2 separate regions of the Homo sapiens genome follow, and region 1 is linked to region 2. Evidence: chromatin loops called from intact Hi-C (ENCODE). Cell type or tissue: heart right ventricle. All regions are shown on one strand. Links, peaks and the distances in the headings refer to the core of each region. The heading gives the core; the rest is flanking DNA.

Region 1 (12,636 bases), core at 2,646-7,645, 460 kb before region 2:
TGTTGTTTAATTTTTAAATACTTGGGCATTGCTAGATATCCTTATTGATTTCTAGTTTATTTCTATTGTTTTCCCATATTATGATCTATAATATTTCAACATTTTTGAAATTTATTATGTCTTTTATTGCTCTTTCTTGATTGATATTCTGTTTGCACTTGACAGAATCTGAATTCTACATTTCTGAATATAGTGATTTCTAAATGTTCTTCAAGTCATATTGATTGATAACGTTCAAATCTTCTTATTTTTTTTGAGACGGAGTTTCACTCTTGTTGCCCAGGTTGGAGTGCAGTGGCGTGATCTAGGCTCACTGCAACCTCAGCCTTCCAGATTCAAGTGATTTTCCTGCCTCAGCCTCCTGAGTAGCTGGGATTACAGGTGTGCACCACCAGGCCCAGCTAATTTTTCTATTTTTAGTAGAGATGGAGTTTCACCATGTTGGCCAGGCTGGTCTTGAACTCCTGACCTTAAGTGATCCACCTGCCTTGGCCTCCCAAACTGCCAGGATTACAGGCGTGAGCCACCATGCCCAGCCCAAATCTTCTAAATCCTTACTAATGTTTGGTTTGCTCTTGTGTGTTTGTCTCTCTGCCTTTAGTTCTATCAGCTTCTTTTATTTTGAAGTTCTTTTCTTATGCACATAAGTATTTATAACTGATAAGTATTTACAACTTATCTTCCAAAAAAGTTGACCTTTTAATCATTATGAATTGTCTTTCATTATCTACAATAATAATCCTTGTCTTAAAGACTATTTTTTGTTATTAACATAACCACACCAGCTTTCTTATGCAGATTATTTGCATGGTATATATTCTTCATCCTTTTACTTTGACCCCATATATATGGCTTTACATTTTATATTAGTCTCTTTAAGACAGCAAAATGTTGGATTTTGTGTTTTCATCCAGTCTGGCAGTGTCTGCTTTTTGAATAGAGTTTTGACTTACCTTTCTTTTCTTTCTTTTTTTTTTTTCTCTTTTACATGGAGTCTCACTCTGTCGCCCAGGCTGGAGTGCAGTGGCACAATCTCAGCTCACTGCAGTCTCCACGTCCCAGGTTCAAGCAATTCACCTGCCTCGGCCTCCCAAGTAGCTGGGATTACAGGCGCATGCCACCATGCCCAGCTAATTTTTTTGTGTTTTTCATAGAGATGGGGTTTCACCATGTTGGCCAGACTGATCTTGAACTCCTGACGTTAAGTGATCCACCTACCTTGGCCTCCCAGAGTGCTGGGATTATAGGCGTGAGCCAACACACCTGGCCGAGTACATTTTATTTAATGTTCTTATCGATTAATTATATTAATAATATAATTAATTATATTATTAATTATATTATATTAATATTACATTAATAATATTATTATAGTATATTATATTAATAATGTAATTATATTATTTATATATAATATAACATAATATATAATATAATATAATTAATAATATAATTAATAATATTCTTATCTACACTTCATGTTTAAGAATTTTTTATTATATAATTACATTTTACTCCCCTGGCTTTTGTGTTATGTCATATATTTTACTTCTATATGCATTATAAACCCTATACTATATGCATTATGAACCCTATACTATATGCCTTTAAATAGTTTTCTTTTAATGAAGTTAAGAGAAAAAGGGTTGCTTTTTATATTTGCCCACATATGCACTATTTCCAGTGTTGTTCTTTGCTTCCTATGTGTGTTCGGCTGGTATCATTTGCCTTTAGCCTGAAGAAATTTCTTTTTGTAGTACAGGTCTGTTGGATATAAATCTTCTTAGGCTGTGTTATCTCTGCAAATGGTTTTTTTCAACCTCAGATTTGAAGGATATATTTATTGGGTATAGAATTTTGGGTTGACAGTCCCCCCCACCCCGACCCCCAACAATATAAAGATGTTTTATTGTTGTTTGGGTCCATTATTTCTGATGAGAAGCCAGTTGTAATTTGAATAATTATTTCTCTGTCATTAATGTACGCATCTTTCTCAGGCTGCTTGTATGATTTTTTTCTGTATCTTTGATTTTTAGCAGTTTGACATTATGTGCCTAGTTGTAATTTGTTTTGTATTTCTGTATTTATGGTTCACTGAGCTTTTTTGGATCTATAGGTAGATGTTTTTCATCATATTGGAAAATATTCAGCTAGTATTTCTTCAAATATTTTTCTGTTCCATTGTCTCTTTTCTTTTTCTGTCAGCTAACAATTGCACGTTAGACCACTTAGTATTATTGAAGCTGTCTTCACTGAGGCTGTTTTTAAAAAATTTTTTTAAAATGCTTTCATCTATGTTCTTCAAATTGGATAATTTCTATTGATTTGTCTTCCAACTCATTGATCCTCTATGCTGTAGTCTTCAATCTGCTACTAAGACTACTTGCTAAATTTTTCATATTACTTTTTACTACTAGAATTGGCTTTCTTTTATATATTTCATATCTCTGCTAAGATTTCTCCATATGTTCATTTATATGTCCATATTTTCCTTTAAGCCCTTGAACATATTTATAATAACTATGTTAAAATCCCATCTACTCATTTTTACATCTGGGTCATCTCTTGGTCTCTGTATTGGCTGCTTATTTTTCTTTATTATGAGTCATGTATTTCTACTTTTGTATGACTTGTTCATTTTTTATTGTAAATTGGACATCAAGGATAATTCCTGGTAGGGAATCTGGGGTATGTTGTGTTCTTTGAAAGGAAATTGAATTTTCTTCTGGAAAGCAGTTAAATTACTGGTGGGTTTTCTTGATCCTGTTGGACTTGGTTTTATTCCCCTTTAGGTTGGCTCTATTTTAGGTTTTATCCTTATACCTACAGACACGACCTTTACTTTAGGGAGTGGTGTTTTCTCCAAGGGGTGCCCTTTCTGTGGTTTTAACTGAATGCTGAGGTGTTTGACATCTTTCCACTCTGACTGAACCAGGGCTCCAATGTCTCTCAGCATAGTTATGACATCTGGTGTTTTTGTTCATCTCCCAGGCTTGCAGTAGTTACTTTCTGCTAGGGCTGACAGAGTTTCACTCTTCACTTTTGTAACCCAGACTTTTGTCAAGGACTCATGGGAGACCTTCAAGCTAACTTCTAAGTGCCCTGTTTCCTCCTGTGGAATTGTCTTATTTCCAGTACTCTGCCCTACACATTCTGGTTGCTTCAGTGGCTGCGAGCTTCAATTTGCATCTCCTCAGTTCAGGGACATAGTTCTCTACTTGGGCTTCACTTTCCTTTGCCACAGTCTGGAAAGTGTCCTCAGGCAGAAAACCAGGGCAAACATGATTTCATCTTGACAGTTTCTCTTCTCTCAACAATTACTATCTTCCATTGCCTATTGTCCAATGTCTGAAAACAGGCCAGTATTCCACCAACTTTCTAGTTGTTTATGGCAGGAGGACAGACAGACCCAGTTCCAATAACTCTGTCATGATCTGAAGTTGAAGTCACATTCTTTGTGGAATGCATATTAGAGTTGTATGGTTGATTCTGTGTCATTTCACATTCTTTTTCTGTCAGATCTACACCAAACTCACCCTTTCAGAGACAGTGTTTACAGGCCTCTTCTTTCTTGGCTCTAAGCCAATTCTTTCTCCTTTATTTTCTCACTTTACCATTTTCAAATTCTTCCTCTTTTCACAGTTTGCCTGATTTTAAGAAATGGGACATTGTAGCACCCAGCATACAACATTCTGTGCATATAAATGTGGACTACTTTTGGGAGTGTGAAATTTTTCTCCTATTTAGAGCAGGACTGTAGGCCTTTTAAGTTTCTTTCCTGTTGTCTTTGAGTTTTTCGTCTTCCACAGAGAGCTGCCATAGGGTGTTTTAAATCATAGCAGAGGCCCTCTGGGGAAGCTTTGGGGTCTCTTTCCATCCAGTCCTTCTCAGAGGCTCCTTTACAGAGCCTGGCGTCAGCTTCACCCCTGAACCCATATCTTGGGATGATTGACAGTTTACTCCCCACAGCTGAGTAGGAGCACTAATGCCATGGTAATTATTCATTACAGAGGGATGGAGTAGACAGAGGTCTTCAGATTTGTGTGATGAATAGTTTTCTACCTGGTCACAGTCCCAGCATTTTTATTTGTGGCAAATTCATCATGACTCACAAAGCTTTATCTTCACTTCCCACCACTCCTTACTTAAAATTTCCTTTGGTTCTTTTTTTTTTTTTCCTTTTAGCATCAAGATAAAAAGGAACAGACACTTGTGTATTTCCCAAAGCAGAAAACCGGGAATGAATTACAATGGAAATCACTGTCAGTTTTTAAGATCTTCTTATAAATACAAACTAGTTTAATGTTTTTGATTGATACTTCATAAATAATGAAGTTATTATGAAGTAAGTTAAAATTAGTTATGTCTGCATGCATATTTTAGCCTCAAAGAGTGTGTCTAATTAGGTACTTTTGATGTGTGAGACATAATTATGTTTACCTTTAATTTGGCATGAAAATGACATTTCCAGAACCGAGTTTAGTGGTGTATTTTCCAACACACCGATAGAGAAATGCATTTCATCTCCTGGGGCCCTGTTGCTTCTTCCCACCATGCCCCCCCCACCCCAAAAATCATCATTAAAGTTAAATCAATATTTTTTAAAAAACAAATCTGTTTGTGCCTAAATTATACATCCTAAGACCAGAGCACCAAAATTAACACCATTTTCCTAGTCAGTGAACCTTGAAAATGTGTAATTTGGTGTCTACATTAATGGTTCACATGACTTGTGTTGCGGGGAGAAATCACATCTGCTCTCTGCAGTGAAGTGATAATTATTTCTAAAGGTCTGTGTACAGAGAGCCTTATGACCCTTTAGTTGCTGATAGTTTCACTAACATGGCAGTAAGAGTTTCAATAATGTAAGCAGAGGTGGCCTAAGTAGCACTAGAATGAGATAAGGACCTGGAGTGCTGACCCGGGTTCCAGGGTACAGGCAGAACTGCCCAAGCTGTAGTTAGCATGCCAAATGAAAGTATTCAGGTTCATAAGTCAGTAGGCAACACAGGACCCATGATTTCTTATTATCAGCTGACTTCAGATTCAGATTACCACTCTTTTTTTCTCTCTGTTCTTTGCATATGGATTTTTTTAATGTATTTATTTATTCTACCTATGCTTATTGGTTATTGTTTACTATTCAGTATGACAGACATGGGGATATAGGCCTGGCAAATAAGTTGTCAAGAAAATAGATCATCCAACATAGTGTAAGTATTCTGATAGGACTGTATGAACACTAGGGGATGCAGTTACCCCAGGTTGGGTTGAAGAGGAGCTCATGAAAGGCATCTGAGCCAAGTCTTGAAAGTTGAGTAGGATTTCATTGGGCAAAGGGGGTGATATGGGTGGTAGAAGGACATTATAACCAGAGGGAGCAGCATGAGAGAGGGTGGCACACTTGGGAGTCTATGTAGTTTAGTATGCTTGGAGCACAGGGTACAACAGTGGTAGAGGTGGCATGGGAGATTGTGAGAGGTGAGGCGGAGATGTAGGCATGGACCAGATCTTGAAAAGATCTCAGTGGTCATCCCTACCATCTTCTTTCCACTATTCATCTGCTTTCCATCTACTTTTTACAGAGTATGTAAACCTCATCTCTGTTGTCCGAATTGTCATGAGTTTTCAATTAATGAAGCTTAATTTAATGGTTTTATTATTTTTGGAGGGGGTATAGTTAAAGTCCACCAGGACATTCTGGTCTTATAAGAACACGCTGGCAGTAAAGTATGATATCTTTGTCAGATGGTTTCTATTTTAATACTTAATATTTTATATTTCAACTGCAGATCAAACTGAAGAACTTGTCTCTGGTACTAGGCTATGGGTCAAACCTTATCCCAGAGGGGTCGAGGTGGTGATTGTCCTGGTTCAAGCCAGACCCTCATTTCCTGCTATTGTCTGGTTCTGAGTTATTCTACAGTCTGCTGCTCTGCTCTGCCCTATTCTGGCCACATCCTTCTATAATTCTCTTCTTTTATTCTTGCATCAGTGCTGACATTTCAATTGTAGTGAGTCCTCAAGCTCTATGTCTGTAATCACTCAAAGATCAGTCTTAGATTTAAGCCATTATCTTTCTGTCATCCTAGCTAGTTAATTATTAACTATATAATCCATGTAAATGATAGAGGTGTAACATTTTTGCTAATACTAACATGGAATCTCTATTTTTTTCAGTCTGCTTTTTTTTTCTGGTTTTGGTTGGAGGGGCCCTATGAATATCTGTCATTTATAGCTGTGGGGGTGGGAAAGAGAACAGGCTTTTTTTGCCATTTCCTGTGTTTACAGGTGATCAAATATGCCTGATTCTGTGCCCCTCTACTATGGCAAATGAATTATATTTGTGTCCATGGTGAAATTTTGCTGTTTCACTGTTTCAAACTTAGCTGTTTGTTGAATCCATAGTTAATAACATCACTAGTGGTGATCATTTAACTATCTAGAAGACAGGCAGAAGAAGCAAATAGTGTAGATAATTCTGAAATTATGTAATCAAAACCCCTGGTCTATAGATAATTGATTTTTAATTATCATTGTTAATGTTTCAAATTTTATCACCAGCTTCTTTACTGTGAACCAAAAGGACATCTCTCAAGAAAACTACATTTGGCACTTTCCTCTATACAGTTATCTAGAAAATTGTTTCCAAATTCTATTTTGAGGTATACTAGTTTGTAGGGATGTTAATTGGCATTAGTAGAAAAATTGGCTCTTTTGCCACGAGCTTGGAAAATCTTGGGTTAAAACAAAGTCAGGTTTCCTTACTGTAATTCTTTTGGTGTCTTTAATATGCTAAAACACACTGTGGGTTTCCAAGCCAAAACCAGAAAAAGAAAAAAAATGTGTAGTGTTTTGCAGATTCATTTGACCATGTAACTCTTTTGGGGGATTATTTGAAGAACTTATGTTGCGGGTTATATGGCAGTTGCTATTGGCACAACTGATGATGAATTGTGAAACTTCGGTTTTTGTAAAATGTAAATGTATTCCTTTCTCATATAGAGGCAAATTTTGAGGAGTACACGTAGAATAATGAGAGAACTAAGAAAAACTTGATGTCTTAATCTTTGAGTAGAGGCTCAGTGACAAAAAGATGCATAGATGGATCTAACCATATTGTGGGTTCTCATTTATTCATCTATTAGTCAATCAGCAAGTACTGATGGAGACCTCCATTAGGAGACAGGCACTGTGCTGGGCACTGGGGTGAACAAGACAGCATTAGAGAGTGAGATAAAGGCATAATGGACTGAACATATCATTAGTTAGTGAAAAGAGCTGGTGGTAAGTGCTGTAAAGTAAGTGACAGTGGCTGCAGAGAAAATAGCAGTGTGGGGGCTACTATGGCTAAGGCGATTGGAAAAGGCCTCCCTGAGTAGATGATATTTAAGCTGTAGATTTAAAGGGTAGAAAGATACTGTTCCCTTGAAAATTTGGGAGAAGATCAGAGAGATCAGTAAGTACAAAGACCCTAAAGTGGGAAAGAATGTTTGGTGGGCTATCAGAGCCTGATGTGTTGGGAACTTTGTAGACAAAGGGACACATAGCATGAAAGGTTGGAAATGTAGATAGAACACGTAAGGCCCTGTAGGCTGAATTACATGTTTGGTTTTTACTCAAAGAAAAATGGGAAGGCTTTTTTTTTTTTTTTTTTTAGACTTTTAGGGAGAGGGAGGATGTAACCTGATTTACCTGTGAGAACGTTCACGCTGACTCCTGAAGGGAGAATTGTAGCCAGGATGAGTGGAAGTAGAGAGCCCAGTGGGAGGCTGGTGCAGGCCCAGGTGAGAGATGGCAAAGGCTAGCTTGCACTACAGTGGTATTTAAAGAGACAGATGGAGGGGATTAGGCATATTTGAGACATGTGTCTCAGTAAAACAAATGCCTGAGTTAAAAACATTTATTATTGCATCACAGGCACATTCTGAGATGCAGTATAATTTTCTTTTCGTTTTTTCTTTTTGAGACGGAGTCTTGCTCTGTCGCCCAGGCTGGAGTGCAGTGGCGCCATCTCAGCTCACTGTAAGCTCCACCTCCTGGGTTCATGCCATTCTCCAGCCTCAGCCTCCCGAGTAGCTGGGACTACAGGCAACCACTACCACACCTGGCTAATTTTTTTGTATTTTTAGTAGAGACGGGGTTTCACCGTGTTAGCCAGGATGGTCTCAATCTCCTGACCTCGTGATCCACCCGCCTCGGCCTCCCAAAGTGCTGCTATTACAGGAGTGAGCCACCACATCCGGCCTGAGTTGCAGTATAATTTTCAACTTGATAAAGGATACACATTTTCTCCTATTTCCTTTTGGTCCAGACCTTTTAGTTTTGGTCTTCACAGGGACCTATAGACCCCTCTGCCTTCCACAACCCTCTCTCAGTCTCCTGAAAAGAGGAGAATGATGTGATTATTTAGTTAGATTTAAGTAGGATGGGGAAAATAAATTAGTTTTGCCTGCTTTTAGTGTTGTAGGCCTCTCGTACCTGCCTCTCACCTAGGCAATAAATAAATACATAAGGAAATAAATAACTCTATATGATTCATTCTGGCTTACACTGGGACATGAGACCCCTGGATATATCATTTGTACATACTTCTTCTCAGAGGCCATGAAGACACTGTGGCTGTCATAGGGAAGGATTTTTGTTTCTGGCTGAGTATCATTCTATTCCATTATGGCCCATCATTGACATTTATGATATTGCTTATAAAAAGAAGCTGAACATGAGATAGTGTGCAAACCTATATTGGCATCACTTTCCTTAGATTTTAAAATAGAGCAGATAATCTTCTAAACCCAATTGATAGTCAAGTTGGCAGAAATCAAGGGGGTTTAGAGCACCATTCCAGCTTTTCCATGTCATGGCACACATAGAAATGAGAGCAGGTTTACAGTGCAGGGCAATGAGTGGACCAGGCTACCCCCAGCTGGAGAAGACCAGAGTCAGAGCTCATGCCCCCTGGGTACTGGCTGGCAGCTTTGATAGAAGGGGAGTTAACATCTGTGGCATGTATTAGGTCCCGTTAGCTGTCTACCAGATGTACTTGTTACAACATTCTAGGCTGGAGGATTCCATGTGGAGAAAAGCCAAAGTTATACCAGAGATAGGCCTGTAAAATCAGTTTTCCACTGGCTAGCCATATGCAGAAAATTGAAACTGGACGCCTTCCTTACACCATATACAAAAATTAACTCAAGATGGATTAAAGACTTAAATGTAAAGTCCGAAACTATAAAAACCCTAGAGGAAAATCTAGGCAGTACCATTCAGGACATAGGCAGAGGCAAAGATTTCATAGCAAAAACATCAAAAGCAATTGTAACAAAAGCAAAAATTGACAAATGGGATCTAATTAAACTAAAGAGCTTCTGCACAGCGAAAGAAACTATCATCAGAGTGAACAGGCAACCTACAGAATGGGAGAAAACGTCTGACAAAGGTCTAATATTCAGATCTACAAGGAACTTAAATTTACAAGAAAAAAACAACTCCATCAAAAAGTGGGCACAGGACATGAACAGACACTTCTCAAAAGAAGACATATATGCAACCAACAAACACATGAAAAAAAGCTCAACATCACTGATCATTAGAGAAATTCAAATCAAAACCACAATGAGATACCATCTCACACCAGTTGGAATGGCAATTATTAAAAAGTCAAAAAACAACAGATGCTGGTGAGGCTGTGGAGAAATAGGAATGCTTTTATACTGTTGGTGGGAATGTAAATTAGTTCAACCATTGTGGAAGAGAGTGTGGCAATTCCTCAAAGATTTGGAACCAGAAATACCATTTGACCCAGCAATCCCATTACTGGGTATACACCCAAAGGAATATAAATCATTCTGCTATAAAGATACATATACACTTATGTTTATTGCAGCACTATTTACAATAGCAAAGACATGGAATCAACCCAAATGCCCATCAATGATAGAGTGGGTAAAGAAAATGGAATATTGTGCAACCATAAAATGGAATGAGATCATGTCCATTGCAGGGACATGGATGGACCTGGAAGCCATTATCCTCAGCAAAGTAACGCAGGAACAGAAAATCAAACACCGAATGTTCTCACTTATAAGTGGGAGCTGAACAATGAGAACACATGGACACAAGGAGGAGAACAATACACACTGGGGCCTTTTGGGGGGTGGCAGGGGAAGGAGAGCATCAAGATAAGTAGCTATTACACGCTGGGCTTAATACCTAGGTGGTGGGTTGATAGATGTGGCAAACCACCATGGCACACATTTACCTATGTAACAAACCTGCGCGTCCTGCACATGTATACCATAACTTAAATAAAATTTTTAAAAAATCAGATTTCCAAGTCATGGCATTTTTATTCATTCTGTAGGAATGGTTAAGGCCAGTGTTATGCACTCACTGACCTTGATCTAGGAATGGCTTCTTGGAATTAGTTTATTTCCTTGTCCATCTCAAGCGTATAACTCTATTCAGAGTTGACAATTTGATTCACATCTTTTATCAGTCATTTCCTCTATGATTATGTAGGGACTGACTGACAATGACAGATAAAACACTTTGCCTAAACAGCATCAGAACTTAGAGATTTATGTATGAAAAAGTGATAATGTTTCTGGGTTGCTGGATTGCAGAGGAGAACTGCCAGAAAATATCACATTTAAAACTCTTAAGTCACTATAAGTCTTGGTGCTTTGAAGAGGGCTTTGGGTGCAAAGTAGTACATGGTAACTACTAAGGCCGGTACCTCTAATAGCTAGCTCCCTGAAATACCCAGGATGGGTTGGTGGTATTAGTAAGTAGTAATAATTATGACAGTGATTTTGGCAATTCTGAGGACTAAATACATGATAGCATGAACTAAAGTCATTGAATTGTCTGCATTATCTGGTATAAGAATCAAAACATTGTGTTTATGGCATCCAGATTGCTGAAGAAGTTTGTCAGATTTTAGTTGCTATGTATTTCTGTGCTTAGATTTTCACTGAATGGACCAGTTGTTTTGGATTTTTTTTTAATTTTAATGAATCAGACACCTCCCTAAATGCCCCATCCCCACTTCCCAATAAATCTTGTCTCAGAGCTTCAAAGAAAGAGGTCAATTCAACCAGTGTATTTATTGGACCTTCAAGTATTTACTTTTTGCTCACAGTTTTTAAGATCAATGTTTTTGAATTTTATAGCAGGGTTTTTATTCTTTTTTGTAGTGGGACTTAAATCAAGGTTTCCATTGACTAAGCCATGATCTTCCATGGTGAGTTGACTTCTTCACAAATGGGCAGATTTTGCCTATGGCATAAATATAATTGATTAATAATATGCTGATAGCTTTACACTGTTGTGATGTAGCAAATCAGCTTCCGCATGGCTAGTGGAAAGAAGGTTGATCTCTTTGTGAAAGGATGCCACTGGAGTTCACCACCAGGGCCCTCAGAGAGCTGAGAATAGGTGTGGGGTGTGCGTGGCAAGTGCTTGGCTCCTACAAAAAGAAATGGCCCCTCTGTCTAGGAGTGTGAGTTTCTGCCACTCACTATCATTCCAGATCATTTCTCTGCAAATTAAGAAGGTGGTATCTGTTTAGTGACTTCTTCTCTTGAGTGTTAGCATCATTATCTAGTGTCAGGAAACCCCTTAGAGGATAGACTGAAAAGGAAGTGCCTGGAGGAATCTCCCTCCCTCCCCTATCATAACAGCTTCTGGCTTCAGGCAAAGGCCAGGTGAGAAGGTGAGTTGCAGAGCCACCAGTATCACTGCCCAGGTGCTGCGTGCCTGAGGACTTCTGTGTCAGGATTCTGCAAATCTAGCTGACAGGTTTTTCTACGACTTTCTAATTAAGTCTGTAAGTGTTGACATCTTTCTTACATATGCGATAAAGAGAAAGGAGGCAGGCAGCCCTGAAAATGAAAAAAGAAGTCAGTTTTAAAAATGTGGAATCTACAGGCAGCAATTTTCCTTTCCTCTATGTGAAAATGACATCAGGAACTTTAGCACACTGGCAGGATCTCATGGGTATAGCTTTCATTGCCTCTTTTTATTCTCTTCCTCAATATTTCCCACTTATAGAAGCTTCTAAATATGTGTTTGATGGCCTGGGTACCCTTTTTTGCTATTTTAACAGCACCTGTGGTAAAGGTGTATCCCAAAGCGTCACTAATGGTTCAGAAGGGTTTCTTTTTGCCCTACTGTGCCAGGATGTTATGAAATAACTTAAAAACTATTTATAACATACCTACTGAAAAGTTTCTGGAATGTGGTAGTTTTCTTCTTTCCCTTTTCCATAAACAGCAAGTGAAATGAGAAGAGGACCTTTTGAAGCCTATGTAAGCCTGCAGAAGGAGCAGGCAGCTGAACCGTCACCAGGCGCCCTATTATTTTTTACTTACATGGAGGTGATCCCTAACCAGTGTGTTTTTCCTTTCTAGAGTAGGGAAAGGAATTTTGGCGGCTTTTGATGTTTGATGCACCTTAAGCAGGCATTATTCAGAAAGGCTTTTGTCAGGATTCTGGCCTGTTTTACAAAAGAGACATAGGACAGAACACCTGGGTTGTACATCTGGGGCATGAGGGAAGGAACAGTTTACTTTGAAAGGGAATTTTCCATTTTCCTTGGGAAGAAGTGAACTGCCTATAATAATGGAAAGAAGA
Region 2 (12,636 bases), core at 5,105-10,104:
GGAAGTATCTTTATTGTCCATTAACTTTGGTTTTTATCAGCTTCTATTGTTATTTTGGGAATACGGATTCCCTAGCCCCTGATGGGGCACAGGTCTTTGAGTTCTGAATCTGAAATGTTTGGTGTTTTGTGGGAAGCTGGGGAGCCTCCAGGACCTCCACAGTTCACTCCTGTCCCTGTGAGACAGCCTGTTACATGCTGGCATAGGCCAGGCAGCTCACAGCTGTGACTCATCTGCTGATGTGTTCCCTCAGGCTCTCCCAGAGTAGCTGCGGTAAGTGGAATAGTGCATATTGAAAATCTGGACACATGTTACACATTTCTCAATACCACCCGACTGAGGGAACAAGGGTAAGTGTGGCAAAATATGCCACCCCGAAATATGCCACTTTGGCGTAAAGGTAACTTTGATCTAAATGCACTTGAAAAACAGCAAATGCATGAGAGGCGTCCTAATCTCCCCTTTTCTGAAAACAGGAGATTAAAAACTCCCTTGTGAAAGTTCCCTTACACCATGAGGAGGTAAACATTCTTCAGTGGGGAGTCATAGCCCAGAGAATTTTGTGCAAACAGACCTTGTCAAAATAATTCTTGTCATCTTTTAGCTTCCCCACAGAATTTAGTTACTTTTCCACAATTGCCTCTCTGTTTTCAACCTAATATATTAGCTTTTAGGTTTTGTCAATTTTTGGGTCTTCTTTTCCTTATTAGGGCTCCCGTATTACATAAAATTTATATTAAATTTCTATGCTTTTCTCTGGTTAATCTGACTTATGTCAATTTAATTATTAGGTTCTGTCTAAAACCCTAGGAGGGTAGAGGTAAAATTTTGTCTCCCTGACAAGGGTAAAGTGAGGAAGTATTTTCTTTCCTTTTTCATGAATAGCATTTCCCTGGGTTCTGGGGTGAGGGAGCAGATTTTTGTATTTTTTTTTATCTCACAAAAGTTTTATTTACAAAGTTTCCATATTTTTGTGGTTGTTTCAAATAGTTGTTTTAAGCTTTTGTGGAGGTTTTGCTTATATCTGCAGATTTAGCATCAGTAGGCATATATTAAGCTTGATAGCAACTTAAAAATAAGGAGACCACAAATGTTTGAACTATTTTCCAGGTGACATCTGTTAATAATGCAATATATTTAGAAATATGGTAACTGAGGTTTTCATAATCAGTTTAGGTCTTCAATATTTCTGTGGAGTATGGAGAGCAGAAATCAAGCAGTGTTCTTAAGATGAGGATCTGTCTATAGGTTTTAAAGTAACTTTTACTTCTCAAGGAAATGAAATGGGAACAGCAGAATTGTGAGACCCCTGTAGAGGTCATGTTTGGACAAATATATCTTCATTTGTTAAATTGTGTACATGTTTACAGCAAGCCTGGCTTTCAGCAGCAGGCAGTGAATTCCTACTCAAATGTTTCCTTTACACAATCATTCTTAGCTTCCAAGTGAGCAAAAGGAAACTGCTATTTATTTTGAATTTGTTATTTAGCTTATTGTGACTAGATATATACCCAACTATAATTTTTTTAATTCTGTGGATTATTAAAAACAAGGTTTTGCCAATTTTCTTAGAAATGTAAAAAAAATGGGAAATAGAGAAAGTAGTGAGCTATGAGAGACAGGATGGGGGAGGCAGAAGGGAAAAAGAAATGAGAGGTTGTTCTCTGTAGTTAATGCATTTGTCTTAGAAGAAAATTTTAAAGAAGAAAAAAAGTGGCTTGCTTTAAGTACATGACAGGTGCCCAGATTTTATCTAATATTAAAAATCATGACGTGTCATATGGTTGTCAGGAATCTGAGATAATATTAACTTTTATTTCACGACAGTGCTCTGCCACTGCTGATTTTACATTTAACACAGAGTCCATTTCTTCATCTCCCCTTAAGAGCCAGCCAATTCAAGATTTATTGATTTGGTGTCAATCAAATATGGTTTATCTTCTCAGTCTTTGCCTTACCTAATTGTTGGCAGCCCTTGGAAGAGAGGATACTGTTAACCTTCGGAATGTGCATGAAGGCTTGGCGAGTGAGGTAGGAAAGGTTTAGCTGAGCCAGTTTGGTTGGAACACCAGTGCCCATTGAGAGAGAGTTCTAGGTCATGGTGCTTCATCTGCAGTGAGGGTGGCCAGAAAGAGATCCTCTAAAACTTCATACGCATCAGGAGATGCGAGAAGCGGTGATTACAATGCTGGGAAAAATGCCAGAACTGTATGTATGTGTGTGTGTGTGTGTGTGTGTGTGTGTGTTGGGGGGCGTGATATTGCAACCCTGGCATTTTGTAAAAAAAAAAAAAAAAAAGTGAAAATATATTTAACAGAATTAACAATCTCCTTGCTTCATGCTTTTCAAATGCTAATATTTGAAAAATGTATCGAATGTGAAGTTATGAAAAATATAAAAGTTAAATTAAAAATATGATTAAAATATACATTACTGGCCACTAAATCACATCTCTGTACTGTGCTGTTTGCTGTAACTCCGATCCTTTACTGTCTGAGACTACTACAGTCACCTGGAGTGGAATCCTCTAATGTGGCCACTCCAGTTGACCTTTGGTGTCTTCCTGTCATTTAGCAATCCTGTATAGACTTGGCATTACTATTGCCTCTCTGGCTGCTCATGATGGAGGGTCCAATTTCAGCAATTTTGATTTCTTTCCTAGGTATCCACAGAGATATGGTCATGTCCTCAGTCTCTCCTTCCCTTTCCAGTTGATACATGTGCTCGTGCTACAAGCTTTTCCAGCCAGGTCCTCCTTGGCTGTCTGTGTGATGATGAAGTGGGGTTAGAGGGAAGGATAAGAAAAAATTGGAGGAGATAGGGAACTGTAGGAGCTCAGTGATAAAGAATAACCCAAACAACTTGCAGTGGGATGTCAAGAGTGGTGGCGGGGCAGGTAGTGGAGCAGAAGAGAAGTCTATTTGAGAGAGAGAGATAAATGACCAAGTAAACTGCTTACCAATGTCTCCAACATTTACATGATGACAACAGAAGCATTGATGTTTCATTTTTTTTGTTTAAGAAATAGCAAGGTGAAAGGTGAAGGCCTTCAACCTTGGGTGCACACTGGGAAGCTTTAAAAATACTGAGTCTTGGGTCCCATCCATCAAGAGATACTGATTTACTTGGTTAGGATTGTTGCTCTATCATCAAAAGTTTATAACTCTTCCTGGAAGTTCTCATATTCTGCCAAGGTTGAGAACTACAGTTAAGTGAATACCAGGATTTGATTATAATCAGTAAATTATTTTTATTTTAACCAAAGAGAAAGAGGTTCATCTTTAAGAGGCATTTTTAAGGTACCAGACACAGTGGTGAATACTTATATTATTAACTTTTTAAAAAAATTATCATAGTAACATTGTGAAGTGGGGATAATCAACCTCTTCAATAGGTGAAGGAAGTGAGGCCTACAGAGAAGTAATTTGCCCAAGGTGACACAGTTTGTGGAGGTGAAACAACCAGCTGGGACTCAATCACAGGTCTTTGTGATTTGTCTTTTTCCTTATCTTTCCTTTAAGACCCAGTTGGGAATTATAGATAGGTATCATGGATTGCTTGAGGACCTAATATTTTTCATGCTTTATGTCTAGGAATAAGAAAAAATAAATTCTATGTGTTCTAATTACCATAACCCCCAAGATTGTCTAAAATTAGGAGCCAACAAATTATAACCCAGCATCTATTTTTTACACAACCTATGAAGAAAGAATGTTTTTCATCTTTTTAAATGGTTGAAAAAAATTAAGGAAGAATCTTTCATGACCTGTGAAAATGATATAAAATTATAAATTTGGTGACCACAAAGAAAGTCTTATTGAAACAAATTAATTTGCTTTTGTGTTGTCTATAGCTCCTTTCACATTATAATAGCAGGATCAATTTTGGCGGAGACCATTTTATGTCCAGCAAAACCTAAACTATTTACTATCTTTCCATTTACAGAAAAAGTTTATTGACTTTTTCTCTATATGAAAACCTTATAAATATAAATAAATAAAAAAGCTGATATATCCTGCAGAGAATTCCCTTTCACATTAAAAAATATTTAACAATACAAAACAATTTACAAGTTTCCTTTAAGGTATAAACTCCCCCAGTGACTTGAAATGTTGGTATGAAAATCATTACATGATCACTGTTCTCATCATTCCTTCTAAGAGATCAACTTTTTAAGATTCATATATGAGTGAGATCATGAAGTATTTGTTTTTCTGTGTCTGGTTTATTTCACTTAACATAGTAACCTCTAGATTCATACTTGTTGTTGCAAATAAAAGAATTTTGTTTTTAGTGGCTGATTACTATTCCATTATATATTTATACTACATTTTCTTTATTCATTCATCTATTGTTGGACACTTAGGTTGATTCCAAAGGTTATTATGTGTCAATTAGAAATTAAAATTAGGTGACCCTGGGGGTCAGTTCTTAGAGAAATATAAAGCCAAAGTACCATGAACCATTATTCACTGATTGATCATAGGAAAATGTAAAACCTTTGCAGTTCACATCACTAACAACTGAATATTTATTGTAGTAACTCCATTCACTTTTAGTTTTACTTGTGAATTAAGCAAATCACTGCATAGTTCTGTTTCTATTTTTGGCATCATATAGCTTTTACCAAAATTTCTATTTTCTTAAATATTGTTGTATACATTAATTTTTTTTCTGAAATGCATCATCAGTAATATGCTGTCTTTAGTGGAGCAACTATACCAAGAGTTTCTCAACATGTGTTCCTTCAAGCACATGCATGAGAATCACAGATCATGCTTGTTTTAAATAGAGATTCCAGGGTTATAGGCCAGACCAACTGATTCAGAATTTCTGAGGGGTGGGTTCAAGGTTTTGCCTTTCAACAAGCTCACCAGGTAAATCTCATGCACCTTGTAGACTGAGAATTTCATGCTACATCATGGGTGAGAATATTCGCAACCATACTAGAGGCATAAATTTGGAGGAGTATGCAAACAGGGTGTAGAGACTCCTGCAGAGAAGTAGAGTTATATCAGGTCTCTGTATCCTCATGTGGTGTGATTGGAAGCTAATATGAAAGCAATCTTGCTAATAAGAAGTAGAATCACCCAAGGGGGCAAAGAAATAATAGAGATGAGGAAACTCGTTAAAATAATGGAAGCTAAGATGGAAAGCTGCTAGTTTTCTTCTGCTTCATGAGCATATGGTTGATCTTAAGGCCACCCGCCTTCCTGGCACCCCTTCTTCATTGTGGAAATGGCAAACTGTGCCAGGCATTTATATTTGCTCCTCCAGATTCAACTGTATCCCTTTCTACCTTTTCCGTTAGCCACCTGGGGAGGCTGAGCTGTATTGACTACTATGAGAGGCTCTTCCCTCTGGCTTCTGGTGGGGTTTTCAGTGAAGTGCCTCAGCAGAAAATGAGAGGTAGGGAGGAGAGTGGGACTCTCTAACTGTGAAGCTAGCTCTATGTCAGTAGACTGAAAGTTATTGCTCTACTCAAGGTGGCCTTTTCTACATGATGCTCCACTGTCAGGTTGTATTATACACTTTTCCATTGTTCTCTTTGGTCTAAAGATAGTAATAGCTCTGTGGTTGCTAACCCCAGGTTAACTACATTTGTGTGTGTGTGTGTGTGTTTTCCTAGAATCTGCTGACTTGTTTATAAATTTGAAACCATCCTTATGACATCAGTTTTCTGTTTGGACCCTACTGAAACAGGAACCCAATGTTACATGTCAGAGTCCAAAAGGAGAGGAGGCATCATTTTCTCAGTGAGCAAAGTTTTATTTTATCAGTATGACAAGCTCGTTATTGTCTTGGAACCCTCTGACGTTCTATTCTTTCTGCTCAAGACTCTGTTCCCATGATTTGTTTGTCTAGCTAATTCCTGGTCATTTTAGAATTTTTACTTCAAAAGCCACTTTCTCATAGATGCCTTGAGTGGCTCCTCCCAACTAAACCAGTTTCCTATTATAATTTCTCATAATATGCTGTTTCCTTTATTGTACTCATCCATATTATAAGTAAATTTTTATACATTATCCTTGGGTTATCTACCACGCTTGACTCTAATCTCTGGGAGGACTCTGACAAAACCTTCCTTTTGCAGATGCTTACTCAAATTTTGTTTAATAAGTGAATGAATAAAATACAGGTGTCGTAGAAAAGTTCACTAAGTTGGCTTTTTTCCCCTGGGAAAACTTATGAATATATATAAACTATATATATCAACATGCTATTTTCAGTGCTTCCATAAACCCACATCTTTTCATTTGACCAATTACACTAATGCTCACATGGACGTAAATGTCTCAGGTTAAAGGTAATTAACTTATTTGTCTCAAAGATGCTTGTTTGTTTTATGAGACATTTGCTATAAGAGAGAAGGCAAAAACCTATTGTCGAATAAACTGTCAATAGTTTATAAAGCAATAATAAACCATATTAAAGAACAATTGCATGGCAATTAAAGACTGATGCTGGCTTGAACTCTGAATAGGCATTTGCATTTTCCCAACAAATGGAAAAAAGGTCAATGGGATCCATCCTTCCCATTTTCTTCTCTCCAAAGTGTTTCTAATCAGAGTTATTAGCAGACATCTATTTATATTAAAAGGCATTCCTGTACAGAATCAAAGTGCTATACATTTTTATGAGGCAAACTTGCCAAGATTGCCATTTTTTATTTGCTGCAATGAAAGCAACTTCTAGAAATTCTCTTTCTAGATATTTTGTAACATTTCCTAAATTGGTAGCGTAGATTAGAAGGAAAACAAATTAATCAGTCCAAATATTTGAAGGTAGAATGAATACTGAGGACTCCTTTAGGTAATGCCCCATTTTTAAAATTCCAATTCCTCATAATGTGAATTTTGATTTCTTTATAGTCGAAGACTTGGAGGATAGTTAAGATTCCCCCACAGATCTGTAAAAGATATCAGTCTTCCTTTTGTTTGCATTTCTCATTTTATCAGTTCACAGTCCCCACCTTGCTTTAGTTTTTCCCTGCATGGAGCAGAATGCCCAGGTCTCAAGGACTCATCTGGTTCTCTTCTTGACGGGCTGCAGTCAATGCAGTTTCCCTCTTGCTAGCTGCCACCCCAGGCTGAGAAATTATGCAGCTAACTACGCTTCTCCAAGTCATCACACGCCTAGAGACATCTTTCTGCATTGTACCAAATGTCACTGTAAAGAAAAAGAAAATCAGAATCTTCCTGCATTTCTGTATGGGCTGGTGTTCCTCCTTTATGAGTAATTTCAGGGATCAAGAGAATATTATAGGCCCTATTTAAAAACAATTTCCCTGTATGGGGTAGCACACAGCACAATGTTAATCATTTATATTTCAATGTGAATAAGACTGCCAGATGCATTTTGAAAGCAGATTTTTATAAGGAGTGACTTGGTGTTGGGGGGGGTGGTGCAGAGAAAACATGAGGCCTATGTGAAGCCCACAGCAGCAGAAAGGAGACATGGGGGTTCTCAACCTATTGTCTACTGTCCCCTAGATACATCCCTTACTTCAGTCTAATTTCAACGAACATTATTCTATTTTGTCAAGTACTGAATGTGTTCCAAATAAAATAATATGCCATGAATTTTCTCTATCTATGACCATGCCAGAGAAGCAGTTACCTCATTATTAACGACCTTTCAATCTTTCAATGTGTATATATATATATGCACAAGTTTTAGACTTGCCATTATTCATATACAGGTATATTATATATATAATATATATGTATATTTTCCTTAATATGAGTTAAAATAGTATGTGGATTCAGCATTATACAAGGCAGTAGGATGTATAGCCCTGTAAGAACACAATAATATGTGTGACTTTGTACCATTACCTTTCAGGAAATGCATGAGTAACATTTACGTAGCACTTCAAAATTTGTACCTCCATCTAGTGGTAACTGATAGAAACAACATATTTTTAAACCATTTGATTTTGGAGGCACTGGGAGAAGAAAAATGGAAAAAGCTCTTGGTCAACCAGCACCTGTTATGAATTCAGTAACATTTTGATATTGAATAGAAAACACACAGTGAAGGTAAACATGTGGTAGGCAAAGGGAAGCAAAGGAATTTAACACAATGAATGGCTGCATAGGCTAAATTTATTCAGGATGGTTAAGCCAGGATTTCTAGCAGTGCTTATATTGGGAAGATCACATAGGATGAAACGATGGCTGGTTTATTTTGAACATGAAGAGGAGGGTCAGGGAATTACTCCCATGTGATCTTCTTGCTGAGAACATCACCTAATGGCCAGCCTTCTCCATGACTTCCCAGAGTCAGTGTCCTTGATGGCAAATAATGTTTCAGATAGGTAATTTGGGGACATGAAAGAATCTGTTGGTTTCCTTAAGTGTCTCATTTTAAATCCTAGTGAGTTGGAATCTCAATAAAATTATATCTCAAATTGATATAGAAGAAAAGGATATCTGCTTATAGACTCTGAGGCTGCCAAGGAGTAACTCTTAGTTAAGAGAGCAATGTGTTAAAAATGTGTAAGTTTTCCGTCATCAATTTTCCCAGAGGTCTTTTCACATGAATTCTTCCAAGGATAAGGTAGAACAAGTTTTTGAGATAGACAATCTGGGTTTATTTTTTAACATAAAAAAGACAAAATTTTCTTTATTTTATCTTGTTTTATGTGATACAAGAAAGGATTGCTTAGCTTGATTACATTTCATATAACTTCCTTTCCACTATGGATTGGAAAAACTAGTAGCTCTAATAAACTTGACAACCAAAACATTTATAGTCACATGATTTATACAAAGTTCATGCTGTTTGACATTGCAGATGCCACCACTGCTCGAAGCCGCATGTCATCAGCTATGGTCAATCCCACCATGCTTGTACATTGTGGCCTTATGGTAAACCTTTAGTCTGTGTCTCTTCAAGCTGTTTTCAAAGTTTCAAAGAAAGCAGAAAACTTTTGTGCTCTGAGCACTGGAGAGGAAAGCTTTGCTTGTAAGGGTTCCTGCTTTCACAGAATTATTATAGGATTTGTCTGCCAGGGTGGATATTTCAAACACCCTAATGACACTGGCAGCAAGTCACTCTACCACGGGAAATCTGATGGTGAGAACTTCATCCTGAGCATGCAGGTCCTGGAATCTTGTCCATGGAGAATACCAGACCCAACACAAACAGTGCCTAGTTTTTCACTGCATTGCCAAGACTGAGTGGTTGGATAGCAATCATGTGGTCTTTGGCAAGGTAAAAGAGCATGAATATCATGGAAGCCATGGAGTGCTTTGGGTTCAGGAATGACAAGACCAGCAAGATTACCATTGCTGACTGTGGAAAACTCTAATAAAGTTGACTTGTGTTTTATCTTAACCACTGGGCCATACCTTCTGTAGCTCAAGAGAGCACCCCTCCACCCCATAGGCTGGCAATATCCTGTATCTTTGTGCTTTTGCTGCAATTCTTTGGGTTCCATATTTTCCTTATTCCCCTTCACATCTTGCTGGATTGCAGAGTTAAGTCTATAATTATGAAATAATAACTAAATAACCAAAATTGAAAAAAATAAAGCTCGTGCTGTTTAGTGTGAATTGCCTCATTGTTGTAAAACTCTTAAGAGTCACTTGTAAGTGCTGTTTCTTAGGCATTGCCTGCACTGGCAGAATACAATCACCTGGAAAACCCGTTGCCCAAAGAACTTACCTCTCATTCCATGGACAATTAGTAAGATTTTTATATTTTAATTTTATGTTTGAATTCATGACTTGCACCATAAGTATTTTGTTTCTTGACTTGATCTTGCTTATTTGGTCACTCACAATACAATGGTGATAATGACAATACCTCAACTTTCTTTTGAATATTTATTTATTCACTCATTTATTTTGATTTTATTTTAAAAATTCCTTCTGATTTAAATGGCTTTTGGATCAAGCACATGCTTTTTTTCTGTCTATTTATGCATTTTTTTAACAAATGCTTATTCATCATGTTCAGTATCTTGTCTGGAGTTATTTTATGGGCGAGAGGCACTCTGTGTGTGTTGTTGCCTCAAAAATATCTATACCAAATGTGAAAGGTGTAATAACCCCTGTCATAATGTTTAGCTTTGAGGACTTCTTACCTTTCTTTTAGTTTTCGAAAGATTCCTGCAAATGGTTAGACTGTTTGCAGTCATAACTTACCTTCCCTGCAGGATTCTGCCAGCTATAGAAGCAGCACCTTCCTGCCGGCTCTTACCTGCCCAATTCTGTCCCTCTGAGGGAAGATCCCACCGTCTGTGGGAAAACACACTGATAAGCCTGAGTGATAGCCCAGGGCAGTTGTTTGTGGGGTCTATAAAAGAGCTTAGGCACTTAGGCTAGGTTGTTCACATTGTATCTGAGAGGCCACCTGCAATGTTGGGCAGAGCCTGGGTAGAAAAAAAAGTGGGTGAGCTGCAGGCTATTGGCCAGAGGCGAGTCAACCACTTCCAGTGCTGTCAAGCTGAGAATCTTATGAAGACAGGAGGATAGAACATATTTTATTTGGCAGTCTAGTAGTTCTACTTATAAATGTTAATTATTTAGATGTATGTTACCTTGATTTCATTTTTTCTCTTGCCCCAGTCCCACAAAGTTTAGTATGTTTCTGATAGTGTCTTTCCAAGTGCTACCTCTGCTCTGCCCCCGCTCTGCTGGGTCCCACTGTCTCTTACCTGCTTCCTGGGTCCCACTGTTGCTCTCCCCAGTGGCTCTGTAGCTACTTCACCAGGCATCAGGCCTTTTATTTCTCTGCCTCTTTGTGGGTACTAGAACCCTCCTAGTAGAGAGGTACACTTGGCTCCAGGTTTGTCTTAATGTTGTCAACTCTCAGAGGTGAATCCAAGCAGTGCTGCATGTGCCTCAGCATTTGGAAGAGACATTGGGTGAAATAGTTCCTTTTGCTTTACACACAAACTTCTCATATCTCAGATATGAGTCCAGTAAAGACAGACAAATCCCTGAGAGAGAGAGAGAGAGAACGAGATTCAAGTTAAGTAATTTGCCTAAAGTCATATGGACATGTGACAGAACTTTGCTTAAACCCATGTTTTTGACTTCAAATATAAACTCTGTATGTGATATTATGCTGTCACTTGTTTTTATTTTATTATCACTTAATTATTGCCTTTTGAATTATTTGCTAATTGTTTTACTTGTATTTATTTGCCTTGTCTATTAAGACTGTAAACATTTGAGGGCAAAGTCAAACATTGCCAGGGCACTGTATCTCCCATGGCACAGAGAATAATGCTGAGAACATAATAGATGCTCAGAATAAATTATTGGAAAGCATAAGCTTTGTCTTTGGGATAATAATCTGCTGTGTCAGACAGAAAGGCTTCAGAGTGAAAGAAACCTGTATTTATGTTCCTGTAACACAACTTTCTATTTGTGAGAATGTGGGCAAATTGCTTAATCGAAGACTCTTTCTTCAGCTCCAAAATGGGCATAGTAGAAAAATGTACCTAATGGGATGATTGTAATAATTAAATGATATAATGTAGGTAACACACTGACAACAAGTCTCTTAATAAATATTCCAGCTAGCACCATCATAATTTTCTTATCAAATTTCAGAAATCATAAGCCAGATAATATTTTGCCATTTTATGAAGAAGTCAATTTGCCTGACAAGTGGACAAGAACTCACTTTGGGCCTGGTATATGTGTATTGCAATCAACTGTTCCCATTAACTCTGTGAATATTTTGATGATGTTTACAGCTCCAAAGAATCTATTTCTTCATTAACATTAGTGATAAAAACTCAGTAGATACCAAGAATATGTTGCCTAGAGTCCTATGGATCATGAAGAGTTCATGCATACTCATTTCTGGAAGTGGTGATGCGGCACTCAGATGGGATCAGCTAGCACAAACAGGAGAACCATAGCCCCAGTTTCACCTCAGCCCACTCAGTTTTACAGAGAAAACCTTCAGCAACACCTGTGGCATGATCTGCAGCCCTGGGTCAACCAACTTTCATTTCTTAGTAAACTCATTTCCACACTACAAAAAAATCAAACTGTGCTCCTCTCTTATCTAAGAAACTAGGGCTTGTTTTCTCTTTTTTAAGAGGGAAATTACAAAAGCTGTTTTTATTGTTAATGGAACTCCAAGGGATCCATTTTTCCATCTTATCATAATTCTAGAAATTAACACTTGCTTGGCACCTCAATGTCTTAAGAAGAAAGCACTGTTTAAAAATAAAGTGCCCTGCATTTCTTATTTTTATGTTGGTATCTTTTATATATATACATTATAGAGTATTTTATAATATGGGAACTAACACAGAAAATAAAAAGTACACACAATTACATCCTCAGCATCAACCATGGTTAAAGATTGATATAGTTCTTGGCCTTTCTCTAAACACACGCAAACATACATACCTATACACGTAGTATTTTTAATAATTTGCAGCATACTAAATATTGTTTTGCATCCCTTGCCTTTAGTCACTCAGTATTATAGAGTAGGCTTTTGATATTACTATTTTTTTCAAGAATAATCTCAAAAGATTAATGTCATATGTGTCATATTTATTAGCGTTATTTCAGAATTTTTTGAGGACAGAAACCCTGCGTAGTTCCCTCGCCGTATACAGTTCAGTGCCAAATATCTGTGTTGAAAACCATAACAAGC

What was found. Peaks named below come from ENCODE experiments on the same cell type or tissue, not always from the same donor. Only the 100,000 strongest peaks of a DNase experiment are listed, where the experiment ranks them.
Region 1: a loop joins it to region 2, with 2.7 times the contacts of the local background. A loop is called at or near these places in 13 of 110 quality-filtered maps.

Annotation. Positions count from the first base shown.
Region 1 is chr2:56,284,135-56,296,770 of GRCh38, forward strand. The region is part of intron 2 of CCDC85A (coiled-coil domain containing 85A); the gene reads left to right. Among named protein-coding and RNA genes, the nearest start is that of CCDC85A, 110 kb to the left of the region's middle. RefSeq lists an enhancer at 3,478-4,677. In heart right ventricle, for the core only: a CTCF peak has its summit at 5,258; no DNase peak of the experiment used is centred there; H3K27ac peaks cover 1,236 bases.
Region 2 is chr2:56,741,466-56,754,101 of GRCh38, forward strand. It overlaps the pseudogene PPIAP63. Among named protein-coding and RNA genes, the nearest start is that of CCDC85A, 560 kb to the left of the region's middle. In heart right ventricle, for the core only: a CTCF peak has its summit at 7,893 (motif pointing left); no DNase peak of the experiment used is centred there.